3 separate regions of the Homo sapiens genome follow, and regions 2 and 3 are each linked to region 1. Evidence: read pairs that join two places in POLR2A ChIA-PET (ENCODE). Cell type or tissue: GM12878. All regions are shown on one strand.

Region 1 (2,500 bases):
GGGTCTTATTGACCACTCACCCCAGTGGCCTGCTCAGTATCAGTCAATGAACATTTCTTGAATGGAAGACCTGAGTGAGGAATGTGAAGCCCTGCGGGACCTGCTGGCACAGCGCAGCAGCCGAAGCGGGGGCAGACAGAGGCATCCGGGAGGGCCAGAGCTGGTCTCTGAAGGCTGGTCTCGAACTCCTGACCTCATATGATCCACACACCTCAGCCTCCCAAAGTGCTGGGATTACAGGTGTGAGCCACCACACCCAGCCTGGAAAGTTTATTTATTCAGGTCTGTTGCAGCCTCACTTCCCAGTCTGTGAAGATAAGAGCTAATTTCTCATCCAGAGAAGGGACCTCCGAGAGGAATCTTTATGGCTTACTGCATACAGGAAAAGACAGGTCAGCTCGCCCTTTCTAAAACTACAATTTCTCCAATATTTACAGCTCAAAATAATCACTATGCCAATTTGGCATATTTGGGGATGGCACGTTCTTCACTCCGTTGGGGGACTTCAGTGAATACGGTGTTAGATTGCAGTGAGGGAGACAGATATTAACTAACAGCCAAAATAAATAAGTAAATTACAGGGTGTAGGAGATGATGTCCTGGAGGGAAATGAGCAGTAATGCAGAAAAAGGGAGAGGAGGAAGACTGCGGGGAGGGGTACAATTCAAAATAGGGAGGTCAAGGCTGGGCACGGGGACTCACACCTATAATCCCAGCACTTTGGGAGGCCGAGGCAGATAGATCACCTCAGGTCAGGAGTTTGAGACCAGACTGGCCAACCTGGTGAAACCCCGTCTCTACCAAAAATACAAAAAATTAGCCAGGCGTGGTGGCACGCGCCTGTAGTCCCAGCTACTCGGGAGGCTGAGGAAGGAGAACCACTTGAACTCAGGAGGCGGGGGTTGTGGTGAGCCGAGATCACGCCACTGCACTCCAGCCTGGGCAAGGAGAGGGAAATTCCATCTAAAAAATAATAATAATAATAAGAGAGGTCAGGACAGGCCTCATACAAAAGTGCTATGTAAGCAAAACCTTAGACTTTGAGAAAGAAAGCCATGGAGATATCTAGAGGGAAGCTTCCAGACCCCAAGGTGGGAGCATTTCTGACATGCTCTAGGCCCAGCTGGGGGCTGGTGTGGCTGGAGTGGGGACGGAAGGCCAAGTAGTTGAGATGAGATGAGCAGAGTCACAGGCACTGGATCACAGGGGGCCTCCTAGAATGTGGTGGAGACTGTGGCTGCTGTGTCGAATGAAGGTGCCAGGGAGCAGGGACAGGAGTGAGACCCACTGGGAGATGAGGAAACTACTCCAATAGTCCAGGCGAGAGAGGATGGTGGCTCAGATCAGAGTGGAGCAAAGGAACCCTACACTGAACTGTAGGCTTGAAAATGATGTACAGGTGGCAAGAAGCAACGAGACACTGGAGCTAACACGCAGGGAAAGCCCCCAGACGTCCCAACAAACTGTAGTGGGCGGAGGAGTCAAGAATGCTATTACTGAGAGGATAGAGCTGCCATGAACAATGGGAAGGTTGTGGGCAGGAGCTGTTCAGTGGCAGGAGATTAGAGGTTCAGTCTGAGTCATATTGAGTTTGAGATGTTTATTAAACATCAGTGGGGGCCAGGCACGGTGGCTTATGCATGTAATCCCAGAATTTTAGGAGGCCAAGGTGAGTGGATCACCTGAGGTCAGGAGTTCAAGTCTAGCCTGGCCAACATGGCGAAACCCCGTCTCTATTAAAAATACACAAATTAGCCAGGCATGGTGGCACGCACCTGTAGTCCCAGCTACTTGGGAGGCTGAGGCAAGATAATCACTTGAACCCAGAAGGTGGAGGTTGCAGTGAGCCAAGATGGCGCCACTGCACTCCAGCCTGGGCAACAGAGTGAGACCCTGTCTCAAAAAAGAACTAAATGAATAAATACTGTTTTCCAACCCTGTGTGTTTTCATGCCCACTTTTGCACAGGAAGGAACTGAGAATCAGATGGGTGAAGGCACTTAGCCAGGCGGGAAGCTCCCAAGAGCAAAGCCCTGGCCCAAGGATCCTTGCCCCGGAGATGTTTCTGTGTGTTTTTTTGAGACAGTCTCATTCTGTCACCCAGGCTAGAGTGCAGTGGCATGATCTCAGCTCACTGCAACCTCTGCCTCCTGGGTTCAAGCAATTCTCATGCCTCAGCCTCCCGAGTAGCCTGAACAGAGATGTTTCTGGTTCACTGAGCTGCTGTGATTCTAACACCCCCTCTGGGGAGAGATCTGGAAATATAAACCCATGAGAGCTGAATTGAACTAACGTGCAACTTTAGGAATCTTTTTTTTTTTTTTTTGAGACAGAGTCTCCCTCTGTCACCAGGCTGGAGTGCAGTGAGAGAGCACAATCACAGCTCACTGCAGCCTCGACCTCCCAGGCTCAGGGGATCCTCCCACCTCAGCCTCCCAAGTATCTGGGACCACAGGCATGTGCCACCATATCCAGTGTATTAGTTCATTCTCATGCTGCTG
Region 2 (2,500 bases), 180 kb after region 1:
AGCTGGGACTACCGGCACCCGCCACCATGCCCAGCTAATTTTTTGTATTTTTAGTAGAGACAGGGTTTCACTGTGTTAGCCCAGATGGTCTCGATCTCCTGACTTTGTGATCCACCCGCCTCGGCCTCCCAGAGTGCTGGGATTACAGGCGTGAGCCACTGCACCCGGCTGAAAAGCTTTTTTTCATGGAAGATAATGGAAGAGGGAGTTATGAGATCACTGGTACCCCCAACAAGGGCTTCCTCAGTGAACAGAATCAATGGTTAGCAGTCAACCGTGTTTCTTTTGCTATCCACAGGTAGGTGGCTTTGATGGAGCTAATCGACTTAGGAGTGCCGAAGCCTACAGCCCTGTGGCTAACACTTGGCGCACAATCCCCACTATGTTTAATCCTCGTAGCAATTTTGGCATCGAGGTGGTGGATGACCTCTTGTTTGTGGTGGGTGGCTTTAATGGTTTTACCACCACCTTTAATGTTGAGTGCTATGATGAAAAGACCGATGAGTGGTATGATGCTCATGACATGAGTATATACCGCAGTGCTCTGAGCTGCTGTGTAGTACCAGGGCTGGCCAATGTTGAGGAATATGCAGCTAGACGGGACAACTTCCCAGGATTAGCACTGCGAGATGAAGTAAAATATTCTGCTTCGACAAGTACCCTACCTGTATGAGCCTCTTCATTTAGCTAATAAAAAGTCTAAGCAATAAGAATTAATTCTTTTTTTAAAAAAATGCAGTGTTTAAACTTTGAAGAGTACTGGAAAATGTTCAACTTAAGAGAGCCAATGGCTGGATGAATGAGGGAGTAGGAGGGATGGAAGAAAGCAATTATATCCGACAGTGCATAAATAAGAAAAAAAAGTCACACAGTACAAACCAGCTTTAAAGAAATATGTTTATTTAAAACTTACACTGAGACAATTAGTAGCTTTAACAGAGAACAAGATAGCTTCAGGAACATAAAACAAGCTATTTTACAATGTCATGTCTCAAGGTGTTCTAAATGCTACATCTCCTCTGAGTTAAGGGGAGATAGTGAAGATTATATTTTCAGTAGAGTAGGGACCTGGATACTACTAGTCCAAAAAACTTACTGCATCAACTCAAACTAAATGTTTATTTTACAAATAACTCAACGAGCCCAAGCACACGGATCATAAAATCTTCAAACACCTAGCAAGCACTACTTTTCACGAGTGCATTATGCAGGAGGACTAAGTTAACAAGTGCTCTGCAGTCTGTGCTTCAATGTAAGACATTCGTAGTGATGGTCACTGAGTAAGATAAAAAGCCCTACAAGTGTAATAAACAAACCGCAGTGATTTTGCTATCTAATTAAATTACTTGAAGCAAAATGACTACTAGGTTATATTACTGTTATTATATTACATCACCCAACTATGAGCTGTTCTGTTTCCAATGACCAGAACATACGGTACAATAACAAAAACAAAAAATGGACTATTCTCAAGAAAGTAACAAACTGGAGTGATGAACTGTGCCAAAATGTTTGAGAGACTGAATTGTTTCTCAAATATTTTGCAGTTAAAGCACCCTCTGGTGTAGACAGAGTACTTGGTTTACAGTAATGTACAACACTTTCAAAGACATGAAATGTGGCCCGTATACTATATTTAAACTTAATTTGAGAAAAGTATCAAAAAAGAAGTCCCTTTAGTTATGCTTGATTAGACCAAATAACTAAAATATACAAATCAGCTCTCCTGTCTACATACAGTATAGTGTTGACTTTAGAATTACAAAGCAGAAAATGAAATATTTTAAACATACCACATGCTACACTAGTCAAGAGGTAAGGAGGAAAAGTGAGCCCTAGAAACTGCCTTACCAGCAGCCTGACGGGTTTAAAAAACACAAAAGCACACAAATCTTCCATAAACACTATCTTTCCAGCTTCAAACTTCTGTTTTATATTAAAAAGGTATATTTAAATTTTTTGGTCCCAGAAATACTATATAAAACCGGGTGATCAAAACAAAACTTATGTCATGAATTTTAAGAGTTTTTAGCAAAAAAGATATTTTTGAACTGGCACAGCAAAAGCAAAGTTGAACATCATGATACACAAGACTAATCATGCAAACAACTGTAAGTGGGATGTGTTACTTAAACACTAAGCTCATGACTGACATTCTCAATATATACCACTGATTTTTTTAAGCCATGGTGGGGTAGATATAGTTCAAGGATACCCATTCTAAGATATAAGTAGCCTCACTCAAAGTTACATATACTATTACTTTTTGGTATAATAACTTCCTCTCTCTTCTACAAACAAAAGCAAAAGCAACAAAACAAAGGTTTGCTTGAATACGCATTAAGCTGTCTTTCTAAAGTCATGTTTTTAACTGCTTACATTACCAAAAACAATATTTTAAGTTTTCTCATCAAAAAGGAAATTTCTTTCCCAAGGAGCTATTTTAGGCCTGATCCTTGTACTTAGAACCTTTCCAAATACTCTGGGAAGTTATTTCCAG
Region 3 (2,500 bases), 1.1 Mb before region 1:
ACACCTTCTTTGGTAGAAGACACAGACTGTCTAAGCCACAGACGGGGGCGCGTCGGTCTCTCTCTGGAAGTGGAGATGCTGGGAAAGGCTTTGCAGAGGAAGGCACATTTGGGCTGCATCCTGACAGCAGGGCAGGCGTTCGTCAGGCTGGGGAGGTGTGGGGCAGCACCGGAGCAGAGTGTCAGTGTGTGTCATGGCTTGGTTTCCCTCAGAGGCCTGCTGGGGCCACCTTTTAGCTACACTCTTCACACCTCATTTTCCCACTTCCCAGACCCTCTGAACATGTCCTTCTCTCTTACTGGTTGCTCCCAGTTTTGCTCATCCCAGGGCCTTGCACCATGTGTAGCACAAAGATTCATTACGATCAATACCAGTTAGTCTAGGAACTGTTCTCAGAGCTCGGTGACATCCCTGGTGTGGGTGCAGCTGGGGACAGCAGCGGGACTTTGACTCCCATTTCCTCTCATGAGCTCCTTGGCCTGGCTCCCCCGGGAACTTGTTGTGAGAGGAGGATCACAACAAGGCTGGGCAGGATGAGGGCATCCCTGGGTTCTCTGTGCCATTGAAATACAACACGGCCCCTGCCGCAGGTGAGTGGATAGTGGGCCCATGTGGTTTAGCATAACCCAGAGCCAATGTCCTCAACAGGGCTGCCGATATGGTAGTGCTCACCCTTCACCTGGAGGCGGCTATGCTCCAGGGCACAATTTGACACACTTTAACAGGACAGCGTGTTGGTGCATTGGACTAGAGGGCCTTTAAGATCTCTTCCAACTGCACGCTTCATTCTGATCCAGTGATTCTTTCTGGCCTTGAGCTGGGAACATCAGAACCCAGTCCCGTGGTGGCTGCCAGAAGATACTGTTAAAATGCAACTAGAAGAATGTTGTTTTGGTTCTTTCACACATCAGCTGCTAATCTTTGTAGGATTTTCCCCTTCCCAGGGTTAAGAGAGAGAAGAGGAAGTGAAAACAGGAGGGGAGAATTTTCTTAAAGCACCTCTTGCCTTGTAGACAACAACCAAAAACCCCCTAGGGTTTGAACAGTGCTGTGTACTTTTTTTTTTTTTTGTAGCTTGTTCCCATCTACAGCCTGCCTCATTTGGTTCTCAGAGCTCCCCCAGGTGGGAGGCAGAATTCTGAACTGCCCCAATTCCACTCTTATTTGCAGACAGGGGGCATTCCTGGGGCTGGAGGGAAGGGCTGAGGACTGGCTCTTCTGGCAGAAGGAGGTATTTTACAGTCATTCTGGAGAGGCACTGGGGGTTTCTGAGTTTCTTCATGAAAGCTGGGCAGAGCCTTCTCTACACCTGGTGGAGAAAGGTCTGTGTGAACAGGGATTAAGCTGACTGTCCTCTGGGTGGAGCCCTTCGGCCATGGAAGGCGGAGGAGCTGGACTTCCGAGCACCGATTCAGCATCTGCTGATCTCTCCCAACCACCAGCCTCTCCTGGCTATTGGAGATCTCCGACTCCAAGGCCCAAGCCCTCCCAGTTGAGAGCTCCCAAGTGCAGTATCTACTGCCAAGACAGGGGTATCTTCCCCAGAGTCCAGTAGGCATGTTTCCAAATTTTCTTGTTGTTTAACAGATTTCATTGACAACTCAAAACATGCAGCTGGCTAGTGGGAAGCAGGGAGAATCTGGAGGCAAATGAGATGGAGCCCTCGTTCTCCAAGAGGTGGCTGTTCTCCTGATGCAGACAGACATGGACACAAACACAGTGTGAGGATGGAATGGAAGCGTGGTGGGGAGGGGAGGAGAGGGAGCGCTACACAGGACCAAGGCAGCCTCACCATTGCACGTTGGAGCCCTGATGCCCAGTCCCAGGGCATAGTCTCCCAATCCAGGGCCCCCTGCTCTGGTGACCTCATGCTCTGCACTAAAAATCAGCAACACACAACCGGGCAAGTGTGAAGGTCCAAGGCGCCAGGGGGCCAGTGTATTTGAAATAGAGATGGTCCCAGAAATTCAGGTCCCTGTTCCCATCGCCCTTTGGGAAAGGCGGTAGTGTGGCTCAGTTGAACTGAGAACAGAAAGGGGACTTGCTGGGAAGGGAGATTAGGTGGTCCTCTCCTGCCTCCTGGGAGTTTTGGCTGGGGATTGGGAAACTGGGACTGGAAGAGAAGCTGGGGATCAGGGATGTCAGGAGAGAAGGGGCAGTCTTCACTTTGTTTGGCAGAGATCAAGCGCAGGGCCATTTGGCATGCCAGCAGGGCTGAAAATGAGCCACTGTAGGACCTGGGTACACAGGGCCCCTCTCCCCCTCATGCACTCCGAGGCCCATTCTTATGCCTCTCAGACAAGTATGGTGAGTTGATCCTAGATTCAGTCTGGGTTGGGGATCAGAGCCCTGAGCCTCTCCCAGCCTGCACTGGCCAGCCCCTCCTGTCCTTCTGGCTAGTCTCTGCTCCTTCCCATCTCTGCCCTGGACTTTCCCCATAGAGCCTTCACTCCCTCATGCAATCCCCTTCTCTCCACTTCCGCTGCCCTCTCCCAACTGC

What was found. Peaks named below come from ENCODE experiments on the same cell type or tissue, not always from the same donor. Only the 100,000 strongest peaks of a DNase experiment are listed, where the experiment ranks them.
Region 2: POLR2A ChIA-PET joins it to region 1 with 5 read pairs; 5 of 35 experiments call an interaction of 5 or more read pairs at or near these places.
Region 3: POLR2A ChIA-PET joins it to region 1 with 6 read pairs; 10 of 35 experiments call an interaction of 5 or more read pairs at or near these places.

The regions. Positions count from the first base shown.
Region 1 is chr17:41,668,414-41,670,913 of GRCh38, forward strand. No RefSeq gene overlaps it. Among named protein-coding and RNA genes, the nearest start is that of EIF1, 19 kb to the right of the region's middle. In GM12878, no CTCF peak of the experiment used is centred here; a DNase peak (open chromatin) is centred at 1,504; H3K27ac peaks cover 1,277 bases.
Region 2 is chr17:41,847,635-41,850,134 of GRCh38, forward strand. KLHL10 (kelch like family member 10) reads left to right here. Exons shown (of 5, transcript NM_152467.5): 5 at 299-750. The coding sequence ends at 673. KLHL11 (kelch like family member 11) reads right to left here. Exons shown (of 2, transcript NM_018143.3): 2 at 884-2,500. Among named protein-coding and RNA genes, the nearest start is that of KLHL10, 11 kb to the left of the region's middle. In GM12878, no CTCF peak of the experiment used is centred here; no DNase peak of the experiment used is centred here; H3K4me3 peaks cover 105 bases; H3K27ac peaks cover 226 bases.
Region 3 is chr17:40,614,440-40,616,939 of GRCh38, forward strand. No RefSeq gene overlaps it. Among named protein-coding and RNA genes, the nearest start is that of SMARCE1, 32 kb to the right of the region's middle. RefSeq lists enhancers at 350-469, 750-1,339. In GM12878, a CTCF peak has its summit at 1,374 (motif pointing right); a DNase peak (open chromatin) is centred at 1,012; H3K4me3 peaks cover 946 bases; H3K27ac peaks cover 1,810 bases.